Regions from separate parts of the Mus musculus genome. Here all the other regions are linked to region 1. The links are chromatin loops, found by intact Hi-C in ENCODE. Cell type or tissue: left cerebral cortex. All regions are shown on one strand. Links, peaks and the distances in the headings refer to the core of each region. The heading gives the core; the rest is flanking DNA.

Region 1 (10,095 bases), core at 1,348-9,347:
GAAGTCCATTGAAATCCCAGCCAAGTTGAGTCCAGAGATGCCTCCTCTGCACCTCAGCTCACCTCACACCTCACACAGCAGTGAAAGCCTTCTTGGGGTGCTGGGGGGTGGGGGCATGCATGCTGCTCACCCTCACTCAGGAGCACATGTGCTGCTAGGTCACTACACATCTTTCTGGAGTTATTCCTAGGCTAAGTAGGCATTTGATTTGGGTAGTTGTCCATTTCAGAAACAAAATCAAAACTTAGATCTAAACTAACAAAAGTGAAAAGACCCTCTTCGTTCTGAGCACTGAGCCTACCTGGCTGGCAGGGTAGGTAGTTGGTCAATTCCACACTACTATTGTCTGGTACCCCTTGAGCTCATTCCAGCATCGGCAGTGTTTGCTAAACCAGTGGGCAAGCATGTTTGCCCACTGCAGTGACTGACTGCTGCTGTGAACGACCTTGCTCCCTACACATTACCTCACTTGGTTTGTATCTATGGTTTAACACTTCCCCCAAGTTCAGACTTGTTTAGACAAAGCATGAGTCAGTGACATGTCACATGCCAGCTCCTCCTACTTCCTCCTCTCTGTTCCTACCCATCTGTGTTGCTTCTTCACCCGTTACTGTTGTATCGGTCCAGTGTCCCTGTGGAAAATATGCTATATGAATAGTCTGAAATCTGACTGTTCTTAGAACAGTGTGATACTGACCAGAATTTCCTTTGTTATAGAAACCAAAGGTTTATTGAAATCTAAACGTTAACACTTCCTATTACTTCATGGTAGCTTTGATGTAAATAATTTTTAAACAATGTATAGAATTAAAAACAACAACAACAAAAACCTTTGTATTCTCATTGTGTAACCCCTGCTGGTCTTGAACTTAAAAGATCTACCTACCCCTAATTTTTGAACAAAGTATTAAAAGCATGTGCTGTCACTGGAAGCTGAAATAAGATTTTTGAGAGAGAAAGCATAAAACTCTCTGGGCTGGTGAGCAGAGTCCTTGGCCGAGGAGGTAAGAAGGAAAGGCCTAGAATGAAGCTTGGCTTGGGACCTGAGACAGCAAGCCTGCCCTACCCACAACCCCACCTCAGCCATTAGCCTTGCATCTTTCCTGCTTTCTGAGGCTCCTCCTCTCTCCCTGCACACAGCTCGGCGAGGCTGCTCCCCGCGCTCCCCGTGTTCCTCATGCATCTGCCGTGTATGCACTGCACAGGCTTTTCACAGCTACAGTCTGGTGAAAGCCAGCGCCGTGCTTTAGTGCATTGGTGTTCTAGCCCACTAACTTGAATAAGGAGCGAATATATTGTTTGAGCATCATCGTTAACTCAAAATCTATATTGGATGTTATATTAGTTACTTTTCCTGCAATAGTCCTGACAAAAGCAGTCCAAGGAAGGAAGGGTTAACTTTGTACTCAGTTGGAGGGTGGGTGAGGGGGTCAGGGTGGACGGGCTGGTCAGGAGTGCTGGTAGTCAGTTCTCCGCTCACTTTTCCTTTCTGTTTTGTCCATGACAGTAGTTGTAGCCCGTGGGGTGATGGTATCATTGTTGAGGCGACCTTGCCTTCTCACCTTAACGAGCATGCTGAGGCTACCTAGGCTAGATTGTTCCTCACAGGTGTGCTGGGGAGCTTGCCTCTTAGATGATCCTCATCCTGTCAGGTTGACCGCCAGTATATAAACCAACACAAAGCTGGTTTAGCCCATTGTAAACTTTACTTTTCTATATTTAAGTTGTCCCACCTCAGGCCATTGTGTGCTCCTTTGTTCTTTTGGCAGAGCCCAATTGGTCTGTGATGGCTTCTTTGCTTTCTGACACCTTACTCAGTTCATACGATTCCTGCCTGACCTGGAAGGTGGCACTCTATAAAAAGCACTGTGAGCCACCTTTTAAGATATCTGTACTTGAGCTGATTAAATAGTTTAGATTACTTACGTTCAATGTGGTTGACTTATTAGGCTCTAAGTACTTTGATGGAAGCTTTTAGGGGTGGTACTGCTGATTCTAGTGTGTATACAGGAAGTACTGGCATGGACTGGATTTAGAAACAGTATTTTACTAGCTTTTTAAAATCTAATGTGATCCCCAGTCTAGTGTTAACAGGTTGAACAGCATAACTGTTTGCCTTGTATTCACTGGCTTATGGTTTAATTATTTAGACAAGCTTGAAAAACCTGCCACACTTGTAACCTAAACTTCATTACCCTTGTCTTGCAAGTGTCCTGTTTATAAGAGATAAGCAAAGATTCATGCTATGATCAGCTATCTGGTGAACAGACCTTTTAATCACATGAGAGCCAGTGTACATGCTGAGTACTGTGCCCTAACTGAGGCAGACGTGTACAACTAAAGGACAGGGGGTAGTGCTGCCAGGCAGAAAATCAAGACTTCAGGATTTCAGCAGCTAAGTGGGTTTGTAAAAAGGAAGCATTTTAAGGTTAGACTTGCAGAGAGCTTAGAATTTACATAGACAGAAAAAAGAAAGCATCCTGATGGGATATCACTGGTGAAAACGGTCCAGGAGCCAAAATGACTACCATGAGATAGGCAGCAGTAAGCTGCAGAACTGAACCCTATTATGACAGGCTAGGTGATGGCTTGTACCAGAGCAGCAAACCCAGGAGGACAGTGTGCCCAGAAGTTTGTTTGGCAGTAGTTTTGAACTCTAAGCTAGAAACACTGGTGGTAAACTTTGTTGGCTTAAGGTTAGGATGCATTTGCAGTTCTTACAGTGTGAGTGCAGGCGGCAGTGGAGATAGAGGAAAGGAAGTAGAGCTGAGAGAGAGACTTGAAGAGTAAAAGGCCCAGTGATTTCTAAAGTAGGAAGTGCTGAAAGCTGAAGATTTGCAGGGAAGCTAGTATGGTAGCTACTAACCATGTGTAATAATTTAACTTTAAATCATGGCTGTTCCATCCCTCATTTGCATAGCCACACCTGTGGCTTAGTAGCCACCATAATGGGCAGCATGGATGCAAAACATTTCCCCATGATGGCACGTCTGTGATGATAGGCGTCAGAGACAGAGCACTGGTGCCAAAATGTAGAGCCGAGGGGGTGGGAAGTTAGGTCTTGGTTTTAAGTGGCAGGGTTGAGGTTTCATCTTAGATATGCTCAACTTACATAGACCTTTCCTGAGGTTTTTCAGGTACTTTGGAAAATACCCAGCCACATTTCAGAAAGAGTGAACTGGGGAAAGGAAATTCAGTCACAGTGGGGGTTGTGAGATTGTGGGCTGTCCTTAGCAGGTAAAGACAACAGAAAGAAGGGGGGGAACACGGGGAAATAAAAAGGAGAACTGGGGGGACTTTTTTCTTCCCTATTTTTAAAGAGAGGGATAGTGCTGGGTTGTAGCTCAGTGATAGAATACTTGCCAAGTATTCACAATGCCTTGAATTTGATCAACCCTACCAAAACAAAAAGGCATAGATAGACAAGAAGAGAACCATCAGAGAACATTACACAGACAGATCTTGGTCAGTCCTGTTTTAGCCAAGAGGAAGTCTCTGCTGGCCAAATAATTATTTCACTAGAGTATTGGGAAATGTTTGACTACCAAAAAACACAACATATGTGAGCTTGTCGGTGGGAAAGAGGCAGAGCCAACATTGGTATCTTGGAACACGAGAGCAGCCTGTCTGAGCAGGTAGCAGTCTATGAAAAGGAAAGTCTATGAGAAGGGGAGATGCCTGCCCAGCTGAGAGATCTTCATGATGACAAAGGAAGAAATGCTGAGAGGAACTGAGAATAAAGGAAAAGGCAGCATTTGCAGAGTTAGTGAGGAGGTGCCAGGATCTTGGGATCCCCCGGTTCTCCATGGTAGAGATGCTTTGTAAAACCTTCAGAGTGAGGCTTGCAATTGTGTGAGGTTTACATGTCTCTGAGAATCTGGAAGTACTGTTTTGAGTGTCGAAACAGTGATGTATAATTGCTGTATATTTGATGGATGGACATGTTGTGTTTATACTGTCAATTTCTGAATTTGGAAAAATACTCTATTACTGTTCTTTTCAGGTTGTAGTTCTATTGGTTGTTGTGAGCACGGTAGGTAAGCTAAGGTCCTAGATATCATATCTCTTCTTTCTAGACTTTTCCCACCAGAACTAGTCTCATGGTCTCTGCCATAGTTTTCTTTTTCTTTTATTGGGGGGCAGTTCAAGACAGGGTTTCTCTGTGTAACCCTGGCTGTCCTGGAACTCACTTCGTAGACCAGGCTAGCCTCGAACTCAGAAATCCGCCTGCCTCTGCCTCCTGAGTGCTGGGATTAAAGGCGTGTGCCACCACTGCCCAGCAGAATTTTCTTGATTGAACGCAGCTGTCTACCTCTGCATGCAGCTGTAAGCTCCAGATCAAATGACCCTGCTGTAACGTGGCTGTAGTCACTTAGGAGTATCTGAAACTTCCATTGAGAAAGTTTGAAATGTTCACTTTTGCTGTCTTGAAAGAGAAATCATGTATGGCTTTTGTTTGTTTTGTTTTGTTTTGTTTTACAGGTATGAATCTCCAGAAATAGCTCTTAATTGTGGGATAATGTTAAGAGAATGCATCAGACATGAACCACTTGCAAAAATCATTTTGTGGTCAGAACAGTTTTATGACTTCTTCAGATATGTTGAAATGTCAACATTTGACATAGCTTCAGATGCATTTGCTACATTCAAGGTAACATTTAAAAACTGAAATTCTAAGCACACTTGCAAGTCAGATTGTTTCCCCATCTTTGTCTCCTCTACTCACACTGCCCTCTAGTGGAAATAGAGATGTGCTTTATACACATTTGTATGCCTCAGGTATTTGTAGTAAAACCACAAAAAAAATTGTAATGTAAAAAAATTAAATTCTCAAATCTTATCAGAAAAGCAAAAGTCCTGTAAGGTCAAAATTGCACTTTCCTGTTCAATTATTCACTAAGTGTGGCATAGATAATATACAGATTGTCCAACAAGCAGGCTTTCTCTTGTGATGAGGCACTCTGTAGTGCCTCCTTTGGCTGGCACTGGATGGGGTAATAGAATTGGCCTCTGCTCAGAGGCCATGGATTTTGGAATATATGTGTTATCAAATACAAGAACCACATTCAGGGTGGACAGCTATAAGTTGTTGAATTCTTGTTTAGTACATGTAGCTCACTCATACTCAGAAGCCATGAACACTAACACAGAATTGTCACTTTCCTTGTAAGAGCTCAGCTTCTTAATAAAGAGCCCCTGAGACAAGGGTGGCTCTGGGTAAAGTTCGTATGTAAGGGTAATGAATACGGTAGGACAGGAGGAAGGCCTGGGGACTGACAGTAAGGTTTCACCCTGACTAAGGCATTAATAGTACCAAGGATTTATTTTCCAAAATTAGTACAGCTTCTGCAGAAGCTTTAAGTAATTTCTCAGATAATGTGTGTACATGTCATGTATGAAGGAAGCAAACTGTAGTTAAGTGTCACCATGATGTCTCAAGCTCACCGCATTTGTGGGGTAAGACTCACGATTAGGATGCATCGATGGAAGGGAGTGCCCCATTCAGGAGCAGCAGCCCAGCATGAAGAGAGGTGTGGTATTGCCTTGTGTGAAAGAGGGCCCTTTGGCTGCACTTACTCAGATTGCCTGCAAGTATGATTCAGCCACAAAATTGAAGTGGCATCACCGTGAACAGATTCTGACATGCTAGTCTCCATCCATCCAGTTTCCGAGTGCCTGACTTGTTTCAAGCACTATTCTAGGGTCTGGGGATTCAGCAGTGGCCTGTACATAGAAGCCCTGTCCTTGTGGTACCTACTCAGGGGACATCAGCCTTTAACAAGCATGGTAGCAGGCTACAAGGTGGACATGCTCTTTGACAAGGAGGCTTAGATGCTTTCTCTGTTGGTAACTCCCTTGGAAGTAATTGTGTTCCTCTTTTGCATTGCAACCATTGATGCTTGAACTTTCCTTTCTGCCTGTGAAGGGGGTTGTAGCACCTGTCACATGCAGAGAGACCTTGTATGTGACATCCGCTGAGCAGCAGATGGTTACTGAAGGGTTCAGTAAAATGACTACTGCATCTCCAGAGAGGCCGAAACTTAATTCCAGCTTTTTTATTTCTCTTGTTTAACTCTCACAGTTAAGAGACTTGGGGGAACTGAGCAAAGTTTCTTGAACACCCTCTTTAATGAGGAAACACAGCACAAGCCCTGTGCAGCAGTGAACAGTGTGAATTCTTGGGGTGGGGTTAGAAGCTTTCTTAGACAGCATACCATGCAGAACATTGAGTATGATGCTTCCCCGAACACATCATCTAATTTTCCTCATCCATTCATTGATGTATTTATTAACACTAAGCCCTTGCTATGTACTAGGAAGAGTTTAGGTGCCAGAAATTCAAAAGTTGTAAATACCAGTGTGGTGTGGTCCTTGTGTTTATGGAACTGACAGTCTAATGAAGGAGAGAACTTACTAAATAATCCCACAAGCACATGTAGAATTACAACCATGACACATCAGGAAAAGTTTTCTGAGGAAGTGATGTTAAGTCAGAGTCTAAGGTCAGGAGTAGATGACTGGACAGACAAAAAGCTTCTGTGAGGGACATTTTTGGGAGGTGAGAGGCAGATCAACTCCCTGCATACCCAGATCTCAGTAATCTCCACAAAGGAGCTCAAGCTGGATTGGTGTCCATGTGTGTGACCTTGGGCCAGGGCCACCTGTAATGAGGCATAAACAGTTCTGACCAAGTGACACCAAGGTCATTTCATGGTCACTTTATGGTCCTGAGAAAAATTATGAAATATTAAGTAGCAACTGTGTGCTAATAGTTAACAACAGTTTATTAGGCAGTTTGGTGGATATTTTAGAATTCTCTTTCCTAAGAAAGCATTAATGGAGAGCAACTCTAAAAATACATGTTTTCTTCTTCTAGGATTTACTTACAAGACATAAATTGCTCAGTGCAGAATTTTTGGAACAACATTATGATAGAGTAAGTATGTGAAATATTTTAAATGATGTTTGTAATTTTTAACAAAAATTAACTTAAATGGAGATTTAAGTTAGATTTTACATCAGGATATTTGACTCTTTAGTATTTGTAAATAGTGCTATGATCACTTTACTGAAACAACATTGAGGACTACTAAGTCTGAAGCAAAATTTGACCTTGATTCATACATTGCCCTTTGCATCTTTTTTTTATTTATTTTAGAAGGGGGAAGTGGTCAGTTTTGCTCCTGAATGATAATCTAGTTAAGATGCAAAGAGAATTTAGTCTGACTTTTATACTTTTTCTTCCTTTTTCATCAGTTGCTGCACACAAGTAGAGAGAAAGAGGCAGCAGCTGATAGGATTTGAGCAGCGCTGGCCTAGTGGGCAGGACCCCAGCACTGCCCCTGCTTCGCTGCTTACTCCTTTGTGGCCATGGCCAAGGCACTCACTGCTTGGGGGCTTAGAAACCCTCCTTATTTGTAAAGTGAGGACATTGGACTAGCCATCGGTAAGGTTGCTTCCAGCTCTGTGTCAGTGTCAGTCAAACCCAGCAATGATGACCTCCAGAGAGCTGTCAGTGATCCCGGGTGCTTGATGACTTACTGCCCGTCAGCCACACAGCCACCCCAGGGCTACAGTGCCTGTGTTCACTCGTATACCTCTCCCTTCCTCTGGAGGGCTTCTCACAGTGCCACAGTAGGCCCCTATACACTACACTGTCCAGGCTCTGATAGGCACGTGTAGAGAACTTAGAATAATAACTTTCCACTTAAACTTCCCGTCCATGCTACAAGACTTGGCTTAATTTTTAATCCTTCCACTAGTAGTTTAAATCTTTGAAGTTTTAAATATTGTTGTATTTCATCATTTGCTTTCCTATCCCACTCCATTATAAGGTTCTGGAGGCAGAACCTGTGTTTCCTCCTCTCCTCGTATGTCCTTCTTGTTCCCCCTCTCCCAGCAGCAGCACAGCATGTGGCTAAGAAAGCAGCCTCATCAGTGGCTTAAACATTGACAGCACTTTATTTCCGCCATGAGTGTTTGGATGTGGGTGTTTCCTGTGTGTGTGTCTGGTTTGAGGTGGCAGCTTTTGTTTCTTTGGAGCAACGTAGGCTTTTTAACAGGGTGGTTCTCAACCTTTTGATATGACCCTTTTAAAAGGTCATACTAGATAGCCTGCATATGAGATATTTACATATGGTTTATAACAGTAGCAAAATTAGTTATAAAAAAGCAAGGAAATAATTTTATGGTTGGAGGTCATGACAACCTGAGGAACTGTAAAGGGTTGAAGCACTGGATAGTGGTAGTGCGTGCCTTTAATCCCAACATTCAAGAGGCAGAGGCAGGCTCTGAGTTGGAGGCCAGCCTGGTCTACAGAGCAAGTTCAGCCAAGACACACAGAAAAACCCTATCTCAAAAAAAAAAAAAAAAAAAAAGAGGGGGAGGGGGTAGGGAGAGAAAGGATTGCAGCATTAGGAAAGTTGAGAACCACTGCTCTAACATCAGAAGCCTGAGTCTGACTTCAAGTCCTAAGAGCAAAGGCTTTCTTTACTCTGGGACTTCTGCAGCCTCAGAGTAGCGTATGCCCACTGATAAGAGAGTGTGGCCTCTGATGCTAAAGCTCATAGAGACCGTGCTAACCATAGTAAGAGTTAGTCATTGTTAACCTACTTTATTTCCACAAGGCCTCAACTCTGTGACATCAGCTAACAAGATTTTAGAAAGACATTTTTACAGAAATGTTTGGAGTACAGTCAGATCTGAGGGAGAAGGAATATCAAGTCCTATCATAAAATATTTGCACTTAAAACTCCAACCACTTTGATTCTTTGTTTTGTTTGTTTGTTTTACCAACTAAAGCATAGGGGGAAACAATCAGTTAAAAGATGTGTGCTGGTGCTCAGAATTTTCTGTTAACATCCTTAACGGGGAGTTGGATTGCCTGCCGTGGGTTGACTTTAATTGTTCCTACTCTGGTGACATGTTCTTATTATCCCCACTTTGAAGCCATGGTAGGCCCTATCAGCTCTGATTTGCAGCTTTGCACTCCCCAGGTCTCTCAAACTATAACTTCCTTGTGCTTCTTCCAGGAATATCTTTTCCCTGCCCCATATTCTAAGTAATATTGCTCCCTTCCTTCACCTTTGATGCAAGTTCTCACCTTTCAAAACCTCCATCTACTTAACACACTAGGTTTCTCCCCCTCTCAGATTTATTTTCTCTCCTTGGTTGATACCTTGAAAGAACAGGTTCATTTTTCTCTTTGTGGTTTAGACAAATTGAGTTCCTGTTTATGAAATAATAGGAATTTTTAACACCAAGAAATGAATATGGAAAGTGTGAGGTGGTGTTAAGGCAGTGGTCCTCACTTATCGGATATTTACATTATGATTCATTACAGTAGCGCAGTTACATAATGTTACGTTGGGGTCAGCACATGTCTTAAAGGGCTGCAGCATTAGGAAGGTTGAGAACCACTGTGTTGGTGTTTTATGCACATGGAGTTAGGGTGTAGAGGGAGACTTGTCAGAGTCATCTCTGTAACTGACTGGAACCTGGAGGAGACCCGTCCCAGGAGCTCCCTGAATAGAAGTGGCATCACCAGAGGGGCCCAAGAGAAAGGAAGGTTTGACATCACATTATTGTCAGCAGGAGAGCACAGGCCTTTGTTGATTTCAGAGTCTGTCCTAAACTTTACAGTGTTATCTAGGTGTCTTTTCCCTATCCTGATGTATGTTTTCTGCTCTCCTAGTTTTTCAGTGAATATGAAAAGCTACTTCATTCAGAAAATTATGTGACAAAGAGACAGTCACTGAAGGTATGGCACATTCTCTTTTTCATGTCATTCATTTCTCTTCATTTTGTATTTGTGACTTGAACTTGGAGAATTGGGTGTTGGTTGTAGACCTTTAGGAAAAAGTACATTTGTGATTTGGGCGTGGTTGGGTTGTTTTGTTTTCAGGGTTCAGGGTATGGTGGTGGTCTGTATGCCCACATATAAGGTAGAGACACCAAAGGGGAATATGCCACTCAAGGCTACAGAGCTGAACCCAGGCAGGCTGGCACCAGGGCATGCTCTCAACTATCCACAAGGATAATGCCTGCTCCCAGCAGTGTATGTAGCTGCTACACAGCCTCAGCTAGAGCCTGGTG
Region 2 (10,095 bases), core at 951-8,950, 91 kb before region 1:
GGGGTCCCCAAGGACTAGGAACTTGGAAGAAGTACAAGTGAAGAAAGAGGAAACCTTGGCCTCCAGTTCTTATGCCGCTGACCTTTAGTGGTTATTTCCAAAGAGCAAGAGTTCCGAATGTTCTCAACATAAACACAGAAGCCTGGGGTAATGGGCGTTCTGATAATTCACACGTGAAAGAGTTCATTGGCTAGTAGTGTCGAAATGTACCAACAGTTCCTACACAATATTCATTAATAACAATAATCTGCAAGGCAGGCCCCTTTCCACCACTATGGGAAGATAAATGTGAACGTCCTAGGCTGGCCTTCCACACTGAAGTTCTGGGTCTCCTACTCATTCCTAGACTGACACTGAAGCCCCAGCCTCAAAAGAACCATTCCTGCCCCCTTTAATAGCAGAGGGCCCTTGAGCCTTACACCCTACTTCATTTGTATATTAAAAGACTTTAATCCCAGCACTTGGGAGGCAGAGGCAGGCGGATTTCTGAGTTCAAGGCCAGCTTGGTCTACAAAGTGAGTTCCAGGACATCCAGGGCTATACAGAGAAACCCTGTCTCAAAAAACCAAAAGAATAAAAAATAAAAATAAAATAAAATAAAAAAACAAAACAAAAAACAAAAAAAAAAAAACAAGACTTATCAGTGACTGACCAGGCTTACTCCACCTTGAGGAAGGACATAAGGGTTTAGTGGCCTTATTGTCTATCACCTCTTCCTCTAGGGCTCTGTTTTCTCAAAGTCTGATCTAGGGGTTTGGGGATGGTCAGGACTCTTTGATAAGAATGAAGCCACTCATCCTAGACGCTGTTTTCTGCCATCTAGGACAAAATACATCTTCAGTAAACACTGGAGGGACAAATGTCAACTGTGGTTAAAGGAGGAGCTGGTGGCAGCCACCGTTAAGAGCCCTCTTAATGACAGACCTCTTTGCCACAGTGCTGCCTGCCTCAGAGGGCCACCTCAGTTTGGCTTCTGCTACAAACAGGAGGGAGAAAATGGGATAAATAGAATATAAGTGGACTGTTGGGAAGGAGCATGGAATCCCCCCAGAAGAACAAAGTATGCTGCTATCCAGGTGGAAACGGGTTCTGAGACACAGAGCAGATTATAGAATAATAAAGTTTTCTTGATAAAGATGTGGTGCACACCTTTAATTTCAGCCCTTGGGAGGCAGAGGAAGGGAGATCTCTTGTAGGTTTTTGGTTGAATTTGCTGCTATCCCTGTGTTAAGCACCTAATAAAATTTAGGAACTGTTCTGGCTACTGAGTGCTGGGTTTAATGGGAACCACTGAACGTCCTTTGCCCACACTCAGGAGCCAGGCTCCTCCCTGCTTTCAATGACTCAGAGCCCATGCCCCATCATCGCTAATAGCAATGCAATGCATCTCCACTGTCTCCAGCAGGCTGTATTTTCCCCCATATCTGCACTCCATATCCTCTATAAACTCTGCCTTCATGATATGGTCTACCACTGTCTCCACCCCTGCTCAGAGGCAGCCATTTTGCATCCCTTCCCACCAAATAAATCTCTTGCCTGAATTCTGTTGTGTGGTATGATTTTTGTGGCATTCCTTGGCTCCCAATGGCCACGATACTCTTTCAACACATAACCCTCTCAATGAGGGCTAGCAGTTGGAAAAAAAAACCCTCCAGGAGCACAGGACTACAAGGAGGAAACAGCCATGGATGGATGGTCCTACCCATACACTGTGCACACCTTTAGTGTCCAGGAGACCTGGAAAGGCAACTGAGGGGGGAATCTAGAAGCCATGTCTCCCTAGTAAGCCGCTAAATACAATGGAGGCCAGGACTGTGGTGCACACCTTTAATCCCAGCCCTTGGGAGTCGGAGGCAGGAAAATCTCTTGTGAGTTCAAGGTCAAGGTATCTACACAGTGAGTTCCAGGACAGTCAGGACTGCATGAAGAGACCCTTCCTCAAAATAAATAGATAAATAGACGAATAGATAAATAAATAAATAAATAAATAAATAAATAAATAAAATTTGTTTATAAGACAGGATCTCACTATGATGTGATAGAAGGCCTAGAACTCATTATATATGCCAAGTTGGCCTCGGACTCAGATATCTGCCTGCTTTGGCCCCCAAGTGCTGAGATTAAAGGCCTGCTCTACCACCTCTGGCTACAATGGATATAGTCACTTAAAGTCTGAAAACCTAGAAGAAAGATAGTGACATAAGCACTGAAAATAAAATTCAGGAGCTGGGGATATGGTTCCAGTGTTCAAATGCTTGCCTGGAATGCATGAAGCCCTGGGTTTGATCCCCAGAACCACCTAAAATGGGCGTGGTCACAGACACACACACACACACACACACACATAACCCTAGCACTTGAGAAATGGAGACAGGAAGATCCTCCTCCCGTGTCACCAGCCTTGGCCACAGAGTGACCCTGAGGCCAGTTGGACTACACACAGAGGTCCAAGATTTCAGGGAGACTTCCATGGGCCTGACGTCAAGTTTTTGAGAGAAAGACTCCTAGGAATGTCGCAGACAACTTGTCCACTGGGAGGGGAGCCTGCTTGCCTCGTAGAAGAGCTGGCCTTACCTGAAAGGTAACTGAACAGGAACGCCGTTGCGGAAGCTGAAGGCTCCGCATTCCTAGGACTCTGGTGTTGCTACAGGGAATGGGTCGAAAGGGAGGCAGCTGTGGAGTAGGCAAAGGAGTAATCAGTGGGAGAGGTTGAGAAGATGAGGGCCAGGAAAGGATGGGAAGACCTGAGGAGTCCAAAGGGACCTGCAGTCAAATGGATGCCATGTCGACAGGAACACACAAAGGGGTGGGTAGATGAAGATTCGTAACTGGACAGGTGATCGTCGCATCCCTTGATGAGTAGCAGGTTCTGACTCGCAGATGGCCATTTGAACCCCACGGCTGCCTTCCCTGGGCTATCGCTGGGATGGAGTTTCCTTGTTTGCATTTGGAACACTCTCTATAGTGCCCGAGGCCTGTCCAAAAGTAGCCGAAAGGACACCAGGACCTACATCCAGGACAGTGACGTCATTTCTTCAGGGACCTCAGAGGAGTCCCTCCCTATGTCCCAAAAAGCCTGTCTTCCGTAGCCCTCTACTCGGTCTTCCTGTTGGCACTGGAGTGCATAGTTCTTCCTATAGAAATGGCCAGCTGAAAGAGCGGGCACCTAACTCGGTCCTCTAGAGATGGGAGGTACTGAAGATAGGCACACAAGGAATAGACCTTCCACAAGGTCAGGAGGAGGGGGTCCCAGAGCTGGAAACAGGCAAAGAAGATGAAGCTCACCAGGGTGGATCCAGCCTTGTAAATAGTCAGGGAAGGGCAGAAAGGGCACCTATGTGGCACCAGATGAAGCTGGCTTCTTGAGTAATAACACAGCTGCTGTTGACTGTGGCTTGCCCTAGCTTGGCCTGAGGCCAGCATTTCTGAGCATCTCATTTTATGCTCACAAAAGAGACCAGGCATATCTCCCTAATTACTATTAGCCTCTGCTTTTTTGTACTATGGGACTACCGATTGATCCACGCCTGCCTCTGACCTCTCTAGCCTCAGGCTGTGGCCATCCCTATTCTGAGCTCCTCAGAAGTGCATGGGTCTTTCTGCCCTGACCCACATTAGGGTCCTCCTCATAGTGGAGCCCTGAGGTTATCAAGTGGTTACTCGATCCACAAAAAATCCTTCCCTAGACCGCCTTGCTCCTTCAACCACCAGCTTCCTTCCGGGTGTCCCGCGCCCATTACAGCATTTGAGCTCCTACATCAGCAATTCTTCTTCAGGCTCTTCCAACAGCAAGTTCCACATCCTCCTGGTCCTGGCCCTACCTATTTACCCCATGTCAACCACTGCCTCATAGCCCAGTCAGAAGAACACAGGGCTCCTGCCCAGACCTTGCTGTCCCACCCCCAACATTCCCTCCTGTCCTGTTTTCCACAGTACTCTCTCCTGTTTCAATCCTGGGAAGGTCAGATCAGACCCCAGCATCCTTCCCCTCCCGCTCCGGGCACTCGGAGATACTTGCTCCCTGAGTCTCAAGGGACACATTGCCCTTCCCATGGAGGATACAGAAAGCCCCTTCTCAGAACACAGCAGCTTCTTTCTGAAACTACAGAATCACCCATAAAATGATAACCAGGACACTGACTGCTAAGTGAAACCAGGTACCTAGGCAGGATGTAGGCTGGGGGTGGGGGTGGGCAGGGTTAAGAGAAACACCCAGTAGGACACAGAGAGACAGTCCCTACACTGTGACAATCTTCCTTCAGCAGATGCCAGTCCCATCCCTGTGGTCACAGCCTGAGAGGCTCCGAAGGAACGGGTAGTCAGCAGCTTCTGCTGGGCTATTTGTGGGTACCTAGATGTGCCCCCCCCCGCAGCCTTTTCCAGCAGGCATAATCGATGGCAGCCCCCTTATATCTCCAGGTCTAACAAAGTTGGGTCCCAGGATAACTGCCCTAATGTCAGTCTTACCCTCTGACAGTGTTAAGAGACACGGTGTGATAGAGGCAGAAGGCTGTCCCCTAACAGACATAGGCCACGCTTCTGAGCCCCTCCCCCCACCCCTATTTCCATTCTAGCCTCACCTCAGTATAGCACGTTCAGCTCTAGACAACCAGTGCCCCTCAGGCCTGGGAAGGGAGAAAAGGGCCAAGCCTCTACAGGTGTGACTTCAATAAAGAGGAAGAGGCCTCCAGGTAGATTCCAGAAACCCAGCTTGTACGGCCCAGGGACAGCCCTCTGCAGAGTCGTCATAGATGGACAGCCAGTTGCTTCAAGGCTACTGTAGTCTCTGCATTTCCAGCCCCAAAGATATTCCCTTTTCTTGTCTGGTGTACACTAACCAGGGCATTTCACAATCAGCTGTTGTCAGAGGCAGAGGGCTAGAGCCCCTGGCCAGCTCCTGTCTACATCCCTGTGAAAATGGCTGAGTGTGACAGGCCCTGAAGAGCCCAGATCCAAGCTGCAGTTCTCAGACTGAGGTCATGGGTGGGGGAGGCAGAGCAGGCAGAGGATTACAGACCACGTGGGAGGTTTAGATCTCTGTCACACTAGTTGGCAGTTTCCGTCCTCTTACAACAAGCTTCCTTTTTGGTTCTCTGCCTGACCCAGGGCTGTGGCGAGTGTGCCTCCAACTGCAACCTATGACAGCACCAGACGGGGTGTGAGCAGTGTTGGTTCATGGTTAAGACAGCCAGCACAGACAGAGCCACCTCTCAGCTTCACACGCACACGCTCTCTCTAACTGAGGACTCTCATAGCTGCTGATAGACCACACAAAGACTTACAGAACACACTAAGGCATGGATCCAGGTCTCAGTAAGAACTCAAGGCCGTGACTTGACTGGGCACGGTAGCTGAAGAGTACAGGAATCCTCGCAGACTCTTCTTGCTACCCTGCCTCCCCAGCAGGTCTGCAAGTCTGTGCCTGAGAACCGCAGCTTTGAGACACTCACATACCCTTCCCACCCAAAGCCGCCTTTCTCCTCCCCACCCCCACTGATCTCAGTGTCTGAAATTAGAGACTAGTGCTTTGGGGTTAACACAGGACCTAACATAAGACCACAGGCCCTACACAGACACAGGCACACTGTGGTCCATGAGAGGGCAGAGGGATCCAACCTTGGCCTTCTGAGGGGCAGGGTGAGAAGAGACAGGTCTGACCTTCTACTGGCTGCAGATAAAGAGGAGATTCAGAAGTCAAGCTGGCAGCACCCTTCCCATAAGGCCTTGTTCCCTGCGTGCTCACCTTCCCCCAGGCCTTCCTCCGTCACCACTTTCCAGAGCTCCACTTCTGCATCTGAGAAATGAGCATATATCTCTGAGGGCTGTGGTTAGGATCAACTGCAACTAGCTAGGCAAAGTCCTTTCAAGGGAGCTAGACACAGACATAGACATAGCGAGCAGAGCAGCAGTAACCTAGGCCTGCCTAATCGACTGCCTTTTCCCTGATGGGGAAGCCTGCACTGCTGAGCTCAAGTACTCAACATGCTGTTTCCCCCCACCCCCAGGCCTCCGGTTGCTTTCTCCCCGAGTGTTCATGTGGTCTTCCCTCTGTGTGCATCTGTACCCTAAGCTCCTCTTCTTACCCAGGTAGCAGACTCATAGATTAAGTCCACCTGAGGGAGCTCACTGAGCCTCCTTCAAGATAGGCCGTGTACCGCCATACTTAAACACTGGGAGCAGGGCATTCAACACATGAGGGCTCTTTGGGTTGTTTTGTTTTGTATTGTTTTTTAAATTTGTGTGTGTGTGTGTGTGTGTGTGTGTGTGTGTGTGTGTGTGTGCCTGTGCACCATATGCATACAGGTAGACACGATGCATCAGAGCCCCTACTGTAACCAGAGTTACAGTTGGTTAATGTGGATGTTGAAAACCGAACCTGGATCTTCTGTAGGATTAGTAGGTATTCCTGACTGCTCTGTTATCTCTCCAGTTCTTGATTGAGATTTTGTTTTGTTTTTTAATTCTTTCTGTTTATCCTTTGACAATTTCATGTAAGTATATAATGTATTTTGATCCCCCTCCCTTCACTCTCCTTCAACTCCTATACCCTTTGAACCACTCCTCCACAAGGAGACCTCTTCCTACTTCCAGGTCTGCTTGTCCCGCCTCTCTTGCCTCCACAATCACACTCAGGTCTAGACATGTGTTACCATCCACCTGAATTATCCGTAAAAGCCCCTACCTGGTCTCCCTCCTGGGTGCTCAGCTCTGCTGCCTCGAAACAGCAGTGTTTCCCTATTGTTGTGATTGATGGTGGCATTAGTCACACATCGTGAACATCCAACCATGGGACAGCTCTAGCCATTTGGGAACGTGGTGAATATTGTCCTGCTGCAGGACCTTTGCACTGACCCCATCTTCTGCCCAAAAGCCCTGGGGTGACTCACCCTTCAGACCTTGCCTGGCACTGATCAGAGGCTTTCTTAGCCTCCCTGTGCTAATAAAAATGGCTCCCAGTCCTGCCTCTCCCTGCCTGCTTTCCTTGCTCCATAACTACGTGTGTCACCACCAGGCGCAAGAGGGATCCATGATGTGTGAAAAGGACCGGGTCTGTTTTATCCTGTGCTATGCACATGAACAATTGAATTGAAGGGACAGAGGAGCTAGGAAAACCCAGGGGGCTGATGGAGTGGGCAGTGGGCTTAACCAACTTACTGAACCCTCTGCAAGAGGTGACATGGCTTGTCCCTCAGACTTGCCTTCTCAAACCACCCTGAAGAGGAGGGAGATACACTAAGCAGAAACTCCCAACTGGAGCAGAGGCTAAGAAGGAGATGAGTGGTGTTGTGAGGCAGCGTGCATGGAGAAGCTTCGCTTGTGGAGAAGTCGGTGGTCTCAGTGAGAGCACCTACTCCTGGGGCAGAGAAGGTAGCTCCTTGGAATGTGTTCCCATAACGTGAAGATGTTTCTGGGCTCAGTCCCCAACACCATAACCTCACTTAAAACAGGTTAGTGGTACATGCCTGTGATTCCAGCACCTGGGAGGAGGTAGCAGAAAGATTAGAAATTCAAGGCCAAGCCTTTAATCCAACGCTCTGGAGGCAGATGCATGGGGATCTCTGTGAGTTCGAGGTTAGTCTGCGGCGTGAGTTCCAAGCAAGGCAGGGCTACACAGAGAAACGCTGTCTCAAAAATAAAAATGAAAGAAAGAAAAAAGAAGAGGGGCTGGTGAGATGGCTCAGCAGGTAAGAGCACCGACTGCTCTTCTGAAGGTCCTGAGTTCAAATCCCAGCAACCACACGGTGGCTCACAACCATCCGTAATGAGATCTGACTCCTCTTCTGGAGTTTCTGAAGACAGCTACAGTGTACTTACATATAATTAATAAATAAATAAAGCTTTTAAAAAGAAGAAGAAGAAGAAGAAGAAGAAGAAGAAGAAGAAGAAGAAGAAGAAGAAGAAGAAGAAGAAGAAGAAGAAGAAGAAGAAGAGAAGAGATGAGAAAAGGAGAGGAAAGAAAAGAAAAAGAGGATAGAAGTCTAAGGTCGACCTTGGCTGTGAGGCCATGTGTGTTGTTATTGTTGATATTTTAAAGCTGCTCTGCTGCCCCAGTCTGCTTCCTTAGCCTCTTCAGGCTAAGAGAATAAGTGCCATTTATTTGCCCTTAACGCTCTCAAGCCCTTGCATTCTGAGGCTGGCCTTGGCTTCCTTTCTTCCCACAACTTTGGGCTCTCGTCATCCTTACAACAGAGTCTAGGATGCATGTATACCTGGAACTCCTGGGAAGGCCTCGATTTGACAGTTTCCACAGCTTCGTTAACATCTAAGATACTGTATGTGGTTCCCCGTGTCCTTCTCAGTTTAGAAATTGCTGCCAAATCTGGGCCACATTTCACTCAGTCCTCTGCTGGGGACTCTGGTCACCTCCCCCCAATACTGTGGGATAATGAGCCCTTGCAGTTTGGGGACACTACCTCTTCCAGGTCTTTACTCTCCAGATCACCTCCCTCTTGACCTCTCAAGACTACAGACATGGGGACATCATCCTCTGACCTAAAGGAATTGACTCATATGTTGTGTGACCAAAGAAATCACCATGTCATTCAAATCCATCTTGGTGAACCAATGAAATTATTGGGGTTATTTACAGGGACTTAGGTTACTTGGGAAGCTACATAAACAAAAAGCCCCACCCCAATTTATGTGATAATTCATAAAAGCTGCACTATGGGTGTTCCCCACTCCAGACTACCTTCTGTTCCTAAACCCTCTAGCACTGATTCTCAACGTTCCTGATGCGCCAGCCCCTTAATACAGTTCCTAGCGTTGTGACATCCACCATAAAGTCATTTTTATTGCTACTTCATAACTATAATTTTGCCACTGCTATGAATTGTAACATAAATATCTGATTTGCAGACAGCCTTAGTTAAAGACCTTTGTGAAAAGGTTGTTGGCTCCCAGAGAGGTCACAGTTCGCAGGTTGGGAATCACTGCAAGTCTAGCAACTGTCTAGGTCACATGCACTGAAGTAGAATTACATGCAACTCGGAGGTAGGCTGGGAGCATAAGCAGAATCCATGTGATGATATGAACACACACACACACACACACACACACACACACACACAGAGAGAGAGAGAGAGACACACACACACACACACACCTTCCTTAAGGGAATGCTGATATACCTGATCTTGTGAATGTTCCCTTCCATGAATCAAGACCACAGCACATCTACTGTAAAGAAGACATAGTTCTATAACAGCAGGTGAGAATGCAAGTATATCTGGGGCCCAGGCAGGACAGGTAACCATCTAGCTACCAAATACGAGTGAGCGGTGGGGCTGGTCTAGTTTCCTAGGACTGCTTCACCAGTACCATGTGCTAGGTAATTCAAGACCAGCAGGAACCCACTACAGCTCTGCAGGCGATCTGAGATGGAGATGTGTGTTGGGCCACACGTCTGAGAATGCTGGGAAGGACTCATCCCAGGAGACTCTCTTGGCTTCCAGGATTATTATTATTATTATTATTATCATTATTATCATCATCATTATTATCATTATTATCATCATCATTATTAAATTATTATTATTATCATTATTATTACTATTATTATTGTTATTATTATTTTCAATCTTTGGTACTCCTTGGCCTGTAGAAATGTTGTTCTGGTCTCTGCTTTTACCTCCACATAGCTTTCTCCCTTTTTGTGTGTCTATGTTCTCTACAGGGGTCCATACTATTCCAAGCTGATCTCATCTGAATAATCCTATTTCCCTGGATGGCATGCTCAGGCATAGAAATGAGGCATTTAACATAAGAATTGGGAGAGGAAAGAACTCAACTTTCAGAGAAAGATAAGATCTGGAAAGTAAGAGGGAGACTGGCTCTAGGGGCAGCCCCCAAAGGTCATTGTGGCTCTACAGAACCTCGAGAGAAGTCAGAAAGTCTGACTTTCTGTGAAACTGATTCAACAAGTTAAAAAAAAAAAGAAATTTACTGTGGTCCCCACCCACCCATCCACTGAAATGTGTTTAATATAAGCAGCCAACTTATTACCCATTGAAGACTCTCCCAAAAGAGGCCATTTTTGGCTTGACCTAATTTCCAAAGCCAGGTTGGACAACCACAGGGTTGTGGTGGAAGGAG
Region 3 (10,095 bases), core at 933-8,932, 110 kb before region 1:
TTTATAGTGGTAAAAGGGGACCCCCGTGTTAAGATGAGGTGTTTAATTTTTACTGACCATGTTAACTAGGTGAGCCAAAGGGGGCTTTCAATTGCTGGACTTCAATACTTTGACAGCTAGACCTTGGTTGTCAGCCTTGGGAGGAGGAAGTGCCCAAATATGGGAATAGACCTTGGCGGCTAGTTTCAGGAATGGACTCTAATTGTTTTTAGGCAGAAGGAATTGGGAGGAAGGGCAAGGCCTTCCAGAGCCATGATTGGCATGCTCAGGTTGGCTAGAGCCCCTTCAAAGCCTTTACCCTCCGAGCTGTAACACTTACAGAATCCATAACTTGCTCCACCTTCAATGACTGTAAAAATGGCTTATCTGATAAAGGTCTAGAATAAAGGCTGAGGTCCATTTGGTGTAGCACAGAATCAAACCCTACAAAGGTGGCATACATACTTACAATAGTGAAATGTGGTGTCTATAAGCCCCAGTCCCAATGCCATGCAGGCTGTCCCAGGGCCAAAGTCCTTTAAGGCCACTGAGCAATCTTTAGTGACTGCACCAACAGCTGAAGAGTTTAAATCCAACAATACCATACACAGGAGGAAAGGGAATGAAAATCCTCAGGCCCAGGATAGGCTACCTCCCTGTGAGTCATTGGCCAGAGAAGCCCCTGAGGGTCCTCACATGATATAGGCTATTGCTACTGTGGTTGGTTGTATACCAGGGCTAAACAATAGAACCTTATTGTTGAAGACACTACATATCTGTGTGTTTTGACTATAGGGTGAGAAATTCAGCTGTGACATAACGGTAAACCCACATCCTGCTGGCTGGCTCCCATAGTATCAGAAGGGGCCACACAGGCTGCTGGTGTGGAACTGTCACCCAACACCTCTGCTTAGCTATTGTTCCTGCATTTTGAAATACCGGCTTTCTAGCAGGATGTGCCTGCTTGTGCAATAGTGGCTCAGCTGTCATGGGCAAAACCTTCCCATTAGATTTAAGGCCCACTCCACAAAAGGGAGTTCACGTCTGGTAGTGTCAGCCAGTACAAAAGCATGCAGATGAGGAGGTCATAGGCCTCAATGGGAAAGCAATCTCTAGATGGATTTTCTAGATGGATTTGGCGTGCTTGCTCAACTGCCTTCTAAATTTGTGTGTCTGCACCCATAGATCACTGTCAGCTTCAACTCATAGCTCCTGGTGAAGCTCCAGATAACAAGTGACTTGTTACTGTGGCATGGTGGCCTGTTTCCTAGCCATAGGTGGACATCTATAGTCACCCCCTCCAAAGTTAAGGGATGAGATGAGGTGGAAAGAAAGTAATGAGGAGAGGAGAAAGGGGTGGAATACTATGTAACAGTTTCCTCAGAGATTAAAACATCCCATCCTGCAAGTAAGATCCTCAAGCAGGAAGGTAAACAATTCAACAGCTTCAGGAAGTTCCTAAAATCGACCAGATCCATTCGGCCCCTCTCTGCCAGAGTTAAAAGTCAGTGCTCAAAGTCCTTCTCAGGTGAAGGGAAGGCAAGCTGCTAAGATGACTCTCAGAGCAGAGAAGCAGCAAAGAATTGATTCTAGGATCAAAACAGCTTTCCTTAAAGAAACAGAAACCAGCAGGGCCGCCTGGTTGAGGTTTAGACCCACCGAGGCACCAGGAAAGGACATTTCCCAACCTGTTTGAGCTGCCTACAGGCTGTGTACACTGTGTTCCAGATTCCTAGCTTTGGGAGCTGTTGGCTTTGTTGGGCTGGTATTTGCTGATGCAACTTTGAGTCATTTCTGTTCCTGCAAGAAACCCCTCACCCATGTTCCTGTAAGTAACCCCAGTAAAACGCGTTGGTTCACCAAGTAGGACATTGGTAGTATCCACAGTTTGGTCTGTCATGGCTTCTGTAATGGTGAACATTGTGTTTAGAGGATAAACTTGCTGTGCAAGCCTTGTAAAAACAAAATTGTTTTGAGCTTGTATAAGCCATAAGGAAGTTTCCCCTACCTTGAATGTACCCTGTCAGCTAGCCTGAGATAGACTATTTCCTGATGCAATTGAGCTATTCTTAAAACCTGCTGATTGTTACAAAAATATTTCACCTCCTCAGCTATCCCAACAAAGTAATAGGGTCACAAGATCAAATAGGCTAACTGTTAAATCCCATTTTTGTATGAAACCCTAGCTTGGATGACTGAGGTACCTGCTGGACATCTGTTTACAAAATCAAGCCTTGCCTGCTCACAGACAGGATACGAGTTAATTTGTCTTACCCAAATTACAACTGTATAGTTTTCACCTTTATAATCTTTGAACTAACAATAGGTAGGGGAACTTACCTGGGGAACTCTTTCTGGTTTGGTCCTGGCCATTTGTGTTTGTTTGTTTGTTTGTTTGTTTGTTTGTATAAAAAGCTTTTACTTGCCGGGCGTGGTGGCGCACGCCTTTAATCCCAGCACTTGGGAGGCAGAGGCAGGCGGATTTCTGAGTTCGAGGCCAGCCTGGTCTACAGAGCGAGTTCCAGGACAGCCAGGGATACACAGAGAAACCCTGTCTCGAGTCTCGAAAAACCAAAAAAAAAAAAAAAAAAAAAAAGCTTTTACTTTACTAAAACCAAAACTTGAGACTTTGAGACTGTGAATCTCTGAACGGCCCTGGACCCACACCTGCTTCCTGTCTGGAGTGAGTAGATGTCTAATTGCTCTTCCTATCCCTGCATCAAGAATTAATTAGTAATTAGTAGCTGCTGAGAGGTGGCATCTGGGGGATGAGCCCCCTTATAGGTCATCTGACCCCAAGTGGTTCTCCCTATACACACAGACATGGGAGCAACACTAGAGGAACTCAGCAGGCTGTGCACATGTATGTGCATGCATGCATACATACATACATACATACATACATACATACATACATACATTGTGTAAGTATAGCAGTAATAGTGAAAGAGGAAGAGGCCACTGCTTTGCAAGGGAGTGAAGGGGACAGTGAAGGGGACAGTGAAGGGGACAGGAGAATGGAAATGATGAAAACACAGTACCTATGTATGAAATTCAAAAGCATTAAACATTTCAGTTTAGTCTTAACATCCCTGCTGAAAACCCACTATCTATGCCTGCTCATGTATCTCTCTTCAGTCCATTTGTTAGTCCCCACGCCAGAGCACCCCACTGCCTTGGGAACTGCAGGTTTGAAGTGTTTCAGAGATGGAAAGGGTAACTCATCCATCTATCTGTATTCTTCCCTAAGACCGTTCTGGCTCTTCAGGGGCCCCTACAGTACCGTACGACTCTGAGGTTCAGCATCTCCATTTTTGTGGGCCGGAAAAGCCCAAACTATTAGAATATGGTGGGAAGGGCTGTTGGAAATTCTATAGTGGTTGTTGAATCAGTAATTGTTTTGGATAGTGTTGACATAGCTGGACAAAGGCAAAATGGGACCCAGTCGGAGCAAAGGCTTGGCAGATCACCCCAGCTTTCTATTCTGCTGGATTATAGCTTCTACCAAGAATCAGTCTCTCCAAAACAATGCTGGGTATTGGCAAAGAAAGATTTCCGGGGTCCCTGCCCTCCTCCCTCGATTAGGCCACGACTGGATGTGGGCAGGGCTGAACTGGAAAGTCAGGGTCTGAGTACACTTTTGAAATTTAACGATTTTTAACAGAAAAACGAAACCAGGAATTAAACTTGGACAAAGAAGTGCTAAGCCTTCATCCTAGCCCTTAGCTCTTCCTCTAGAAGCAGGAACTTGCTAATGTCCTTTCCTGAACGGTAGTTGGTCCATCCCAAACCACACTGCCGGTGCGATAAAAATGAGCAAACACATATAGACAGCTTCAGGGGCTAGCAAGTGGCACCTCCTCTGCTTGCCCCCCACCCCCACCTCCTAGCCTTACCCCCACCCCCGCCAACCACAACCCTACCCCAGGAGGAGCAGCGCAGGGCACTAAGGGGAAATCAGCAGTGGCCCCCTGGGGGCAGACTCCACCCCTTCCCTCCCTGAAGGATATGACCTCAGGCTGGGTGCTCCCCTGAGGCTGGTCCGTAAATGGCTCCGGTCCTGACCCTCTTACAGGAAGGAGTACAGGACATAGCAGCCCAAGTGTACCACTTTGGAACCCTTGAGATGAGCAAGGAGAAACAGCACGTGTTGGAGACTTTCTCTGAAAGCCCTCTTCTGCCTAAAGGCAGGTCTTTTGAGAGAATTCCCTTACAGCAGTGCTTCCCTGAGAGTTCCATAGAAGAGTGATTGTCTCATGCCAGGAGAGGAAGCTAGAAGTCAGCTCTCTCAGAGAAACTCTGTCTCAAGCCACCATCCATTCTATCTGTTTGTTTTCACCTAAAACACTTCACAGGCTGCCTAACACCCCTTCCCCTTCCAAAAGAATGCTTAAGCACCTCTCTTGTTCGTTAATAAGTTTGCTCTCTGTGGTGCATTAATCTGTCTGGTATCGGGCTATTTCATAGACTCATTTAAGGAGTCCTCTGGGAGTCAAGGCCTCCCTCCCTCCTCTCCCTCACTTCATCCCAAACACCCTTCCACCTCCTCCCCAGTTAGCTACCTTGGGTCTGGGGGAGTCCGCAGGGGACACCTTCAGCCTTCCTCACGGCGGGCGTCAATTGTGGTCAGTAGCAAGTACAGAAAGCAGAGCGAAAGCTAGGACCTCGATCTGGGGTGGGTTTAGGGAAAACTTTAGTGAAATTTGCATTCACTTCCTCTGTGTCTCCCTGTACCACGTTCCCTCTCTCGGGTCTCTGCAAAGTCTATCCTGACCTCTGGTGGTAGCACTTGGTTACTGCACCTTTAGAAATACAGGTTGAGAGGCCTTCAGCCTGAAACCACTTGGACCATAATCATATTTAGCTTTCCAGCTTTTGGAGATTTGATGATATTTGCTTTACACATAATGAAATATTTTGAAGGTGGGACCTGTAGCAGTTACTCTTCTGCTGCTCTGATAAAATACCACACTCAAGGCATCGTAAAGGAGAGTTTATTTGGGCTTTTACAGTTCCAGAGGGGTAAAAGTCCAACATGGCAGAGAATAGAAACAATCAGCCGCAGTCACGGTACAGGAACAACGGAGCTCGAATCTCTTACTGCAGGAATGGGGGTGGGGGACTGGAAACGGTGTGTGCCTTCGAAACCTCAAAACTCCGAGATGTACTTCCTCAAGGTACACCATGTCTAATCCTCCCCCAAACAGCACCTTAGACTGGAAACCTCACACCCAACCACCTAAGACCGTGAGAGAGGGACATTTTCATTCAAATCACCACACCCAGAAATGTCAGACTTCGTGGAGCTATCACCAAAATATTCCCCAGTAAGTGATCACCATGCAAGAGTACTCTAGAGAGTACTAATATAAAATTACAATGGAGCAAGTTGTTGGGGTCCAGGAGTCGCCCCACAAACCACAGAAACACCTATCTCAGTTAAACAGGGATGGCTTATTGAACACAAGACTCATCCGCCAGGACGACAGCTCAAAGATACACACTGGACATTTCTCAGGAGAGACTTATAACAAATAAAACTGCAAAACCCACAATGAGTTCACAGGCAGGACCTAGAAGTGCTGCCCAGTAGTCAGCCCTGACTCAAACCATTTTAGACATAACAGTTCGTATTGACCTTTAATTTGATGAGTCCTACCTGAAGCTTATAGTTGTGGAATATCTTAAGATTAGCAAACCTCTTAACGTACAGAACATAACAGAGTATGTGGTCAGCATGGCCCTGCTCTGAGGGGAGTCGTTTTTTCTGCATCAATAACTGGCAGGCACATTACAGCAATGATATGTCTTAGCTGCTTAGTTGGCTGGCATGGAACAAACTGGCCACAGCTGTGCTGGGGGCGGTAGGGGCAGCCTTACCAGAAGTATTAAAAAAAAAAAAAAAAAGCCTTTTCTAAGCCCAACCCTTCCTCTTGATCCCCTCCAGTCTTGCAGAGACTAAAAAGAAACAATGATACCAAAGAGAAGACACCAAGCAAGAAGGAAAAGCAGTTAGCCAGCTCCTCTGTGGCCCAGGTGATTACTAAACCGAGTCCTTTCTTATCACTAAATGAAACCTCTGGTGTTGCCAGGGACTTTAGCCAGCTCCAGCAGATGTGATAGTGTTCAAGCTATGGTGTCCGAATATGTGGGTGGCACCCCTGCAAAGAAATGCTGTGTTTTGCTAATACCTGCAACTCTGCCTGTGGGATTTTATCTGGCCAGCCTGGATACTGAAAGCTTTGAAGCAGTCCAAATGGGAAGTGCTGGGGTTTTCATGTAACCAGAAGCAGACCTCAACCAGGGAGGAACAGGACGGTCTTGGGTGAGCTTCATAGTTCCTCGACTCCTCTGTAGAAAAACTCTGATCTCTTTCTGCTAGTACTACTTCCTTATTTAAAACAACTTCCTTACAGGGCTGGTGGGATTGTTCAGTGGTTAAGAGCATTTGTTGCTCCTGTGGGAGACTCAGGTTTGGTTCCCAGCACCCACATGGTGATGCACAATCATCTGTATCTCCAGTTCCAGGAGAATCTGATGCCCTCTTCTGGCTTCTGCAGATACTGCACACACATGGTGCATATACATACGGGCAAAACAACATGAAACAACATTTTTTAAAAATCTTATTAAAGTTATTTTTGGGTACGTGTTATGTGAGTATAGGTGTCTATGAACCCTGACACTCTGGTGTGTGGAGATCAGAAGGCAGCTCTCACCTTCCTCCTTGCTGAAGCAGCTTCTCTTGTTTCTGTTCCTACTAAGTGCTTCAGGCTAGCTGTCCATTGAGCTTCTGGCTGATCCCCACCCCCCACGTTCCCCCCACACCACCCTCCACCCCCCCACCCGTCCTTTAGGAATGTCAGGATTACAGATGCAGGCCACTCTGTGGCTGCTTCCCCACAGTTTACAAACTCATATCTCAGTGTCTGTTTCTTTTTTTTTTTTAAGATTTATTTATTTATTTATTTATTTATTTATTTATTTATTTTATGTATATGGGAACACGGTAGCTGTACTGACGGTTGTGAGCCATCATGTGGTTGCTGGGAATGAAGGTTGCTCGCTCTGGTCTGCCCCACTCACTCCAGGCTCAAGATTTATTTATTATTATTTCTTAGTACACTGTAGCTGTCTTCAGATGCACCAGAAGAGGGCATTAGATCTCATTACAGATGGTTGTTCAGCCCCTCAGTGTCTGTTTCTTGAGGAGATCAAAACCAAGACTCCAGAGAGTGGAGAGGTAGCTTAGCAGGAAAGAGCACCTGTGGTTCTTGCCAAAGATCTGGGTTAAGTTCCTGGCACCCACGTGACAGCTTAGTAACTCCAGGAGCCCCAACCCCCTTTCAGCCTCCGAGAGCATGAGGCACACATGTATGCATACAAGGCTTTGACATATAGACAAATGCTCATATATTTAAAGGAAAAATGAGGGATTTGAACTCCGAAGGTTCAGAGTTCAAATCCCGGCAACCATCTAATGCCCTCTTCTGGTGCATCTGAAGACAGCTACAGTGTACTTATGTATAATAATAAATAAATCTTTGGGCCGGAGCGAGCGGGGTTGACTGGAGCAAGTAGAGATCCTAAAAGTCAATTCCCAACAACCACGTGAAGGCTCACAGCCATCTGTACAGCTACAGTGTGCTCATATACATCAAATAAATAAACCTTTAAAAATAAAGGAAGCCGGGCGTGGTGGTGCACGCCTTTAATCCCAGCACTTGGGAGGCAGAGGCAGGCAGATTTCTGAGTTCGAGGCCAGCCTGGTCTACAAAGTGAGTTCCAGGACAGCCAGGTCTACACAGAGAAACCCTGTCTCGAAAAAACAAACAAACAAACAAAACAAAAAACAAAAAAAAAAGGAAAATGAATATATCTTTTAAAAATTAAAAATTCTAAGACACCAGGAAAACACAGAATGACTTCAAAGGCTTAAGTCTGTGTTGGGCTAAGTCTTAGTGCTTGTCCAGTCTGTAGACCAATCACACTGAAGTTTTGATTTTACTCATAAGTGAGTTTCCTGCCTGACACCTGGAGATGGCAGCTAGTGGGAGTTTCACCACATCTTGAAACAGAAGATAGATTTTCATCACATAACTCATCTGACTTCCTGCCCCTGAAATGCTCCATTTCCTCCCATGATGCCCTAGGAACCAGCAAGGAGAGTCATAGATGGGGGTCAGAGCTCACTCAGTGCAATTGTCATAAAGCTGGGGCTGGTGGCACACTTAATTCTCAATGACCCAGTTACTTTATTTGTTTTCATTAAAGTGTGGCTCACTGGGCTGGTGAGATGGCTCTGTGGGCAAAGGTGCTTGCTACACAACCATGGAGGACTGAGTTTGACTCCCAGAACACACATAAAGATGGGAAGAGAGAACCGTTTCTACAGAGTTATCCTATAACCGCACTATTGGTTTCCCCACGTCCTAAGCACACATACATAATAATCATGTTTGTTTGTTTTTCAAAACAGGGTTTCTCTGTGTATCTCTGGCTATCCTGGAACTCAGTCTGTAGATCAGACTGGCCTTGAACTCAGAGATCTGCCTGCTTCTGTCTCCTGAGTGCTGGGATCAAAGGCGTGCACTGCCACCGTCACCTGGCTAAATATTTTTAAAATGAATTGTACCCTGAGGTTGAAATTCAGTCATTTACCTTTATAGTTCTGATACTATTTTTTAATGGTGTGGAAGTAGGGTTTAATGAAGACATTGTAGCATAGCCTTAAGCAGGAGAAAGAAGTACTAAGAAGAAAGAAACATAGACTCAAGAACATAGATGTGGGCTTCTTAAAGACAAGTCACCTTTGGGGAGGTTTTAATCTTTTTTTATGCTGTAGTATAATTGAGCACTTTTTTAAAAAAATCATAAAACTTTAAAAATTATAAACGAGCAGTTATACAACTACCACTACTATCAAGATAAAGTGTTTTTTTTTTATTTTTTGTTTAGTTTTGTTTTGTTTATTTGGTTTCGTTTTGTTGGTTTGTAAGTCGGGGTTTCTCTGTGTAGCTCTGGCTATCATGGAACTCCATCTGTAGACCAGGCCTGGAACTCAGAGAGCCACCTGCCTCTCCCTCCCTGAGTGTTGGGATTAAAGGTGTGCACCGCCCCCTCTCCTCCCCACCCCCAGGGCCCAGCAAGATCCAATTCTTATTAAGTTAGGTGAAGCCACTCAAAGCCTGACCCCTTGGCATGCTGAGACCTTCCGGCTGAAGGAAGTCTGACAGGTGTCCTCTGTGGTACCTAGAAGCAGAAAGGAATGTGAACAAACAGGCCTTGCTCAACCCACCTAGCCCCAGCTCATTCCTACAGCGTAGACTTCCTCTCTGTCCAACGGTGCTTCCACGCAGCTGTCCCTCTAAGCAGAAAGGTCCAGTTCTCCCTGTGTCTGTGCGTCTTCACTTTCGAAGGCTCCCATTTCACGTACTGTTTCAGTCGATAAATTGTGCACCCTTTTCTTTCAGCAAGCTGCCCTTTGTTATAGACGTATCCATTGTAGACCTTGCCTCCGGTGAAGAAAAGACTTTTCGGGGAAAGGGTGAGATGGTCCAGTGGGGAAAGCGCTTGCCACACAAGCCTGACCTGAGTTAGACCCCCTGACACTCAGGAAAAGGTAGAGTCCTCTGATTACCATATGGGAACCATGGCATGGGTGTAACCCCTCACACAGTGCACAGAAACACCATCATCATCATCGGAAATAAATCTTTTCTTCCTTACAACTCCATTGTTTTGGCTTTAGCATTTAAGACTAGTACCCAGGGACTGGAAGGTTAGCTCAGTAGTAAAGAGCTCTGACTGCTCTTCCAGAGCATATCTCTTCTAGAGGTCCTGAGTTCAAATCCCAGCACCCACACAATGGCTCACAACCTTCTGCAATGAGATTTGATGCCCTCTTCTGATGTGTCTGAAGACAACTACAGTGTCTTTTATTTGTGTAAATAAATAAATAAATAAATAAATAAATAAATCTTTTAAAAAAGACTAGTATCTGGGGGCTTCCTAAAGAAATATTTCCTCTATCTGTAGAACACACAAGTAAACAAATATATGTCCAGCCGTATGCACTGTATAATGAAAACACTGGAAAGAGGGAGATCAGATTCC

The links. A loop is a pair of places that touch in the nucleus more often than their neighbours do. Peaks named below come from ENCODE experiments on the same cell type or tissue, not always from the same donor. Only the 100,000 strongest peaks of a DNase experiment are listed, where the experiment ranks them.
Region 2: a loop joins it to region 1, with 3 times the contacts of the local background. A loop is called at or near these places in 5 of 42 quality-filtered maps.
Region 3: a loop joins it to region 1, with 2.8 times the contacts of the local background. A loop is called at or near these places in 8 of 42 quality-filtered maps.

Annotation. Positions count from the first base shown.
Region 1 is chr1:85,837,716-85,847,810 of GRCm38, forward strand. Cab39 (calcium binding protein 39) reads left to right here. Exons shown (of 9, transcript NM_133781.5): 5 at 4,483-4,651; 6 at 6,878-6,937; 7 at 9,695-9,760. Among named protein-coding and RNA genes, the nearest start is that of Cab39, 49 kb to the left of the region's middle. In left cerebral cortex, for the core only: a CTCF peak has its summit at 4,740 (motif pointing left); a DNase peak (open chromatin) is centred at 4,726.
Region 2 is chr1:85,746,643-85,756,737 of GRCm38, forward strand. It overlaps Mir8096 (microRNA 8096), which reads left to right and starts at 5,306; the gene lies at 5,306-5,432. In left cerebral cortex, for the core only: no CTCF peak of the experiment used is centred there; a DNase peak (open chromatin) is centred at 5,053.
Region 3 is chr1:85,731,931-85,742,025 of GRCm38, forward strand. A630001G21Rik (RIKEN cDNA A630001G21 gene) reads right to left here and starts at 4,676. Exons shown (of 6, transcript NM_177055.3): 1 at 4,542-4,676. In left cerebral cortex, for the core only: a CTCF peak has its summit at 4,769 (motif pointing left); DNase peaks (open chromatin) are centred at 3,934 and 4,756.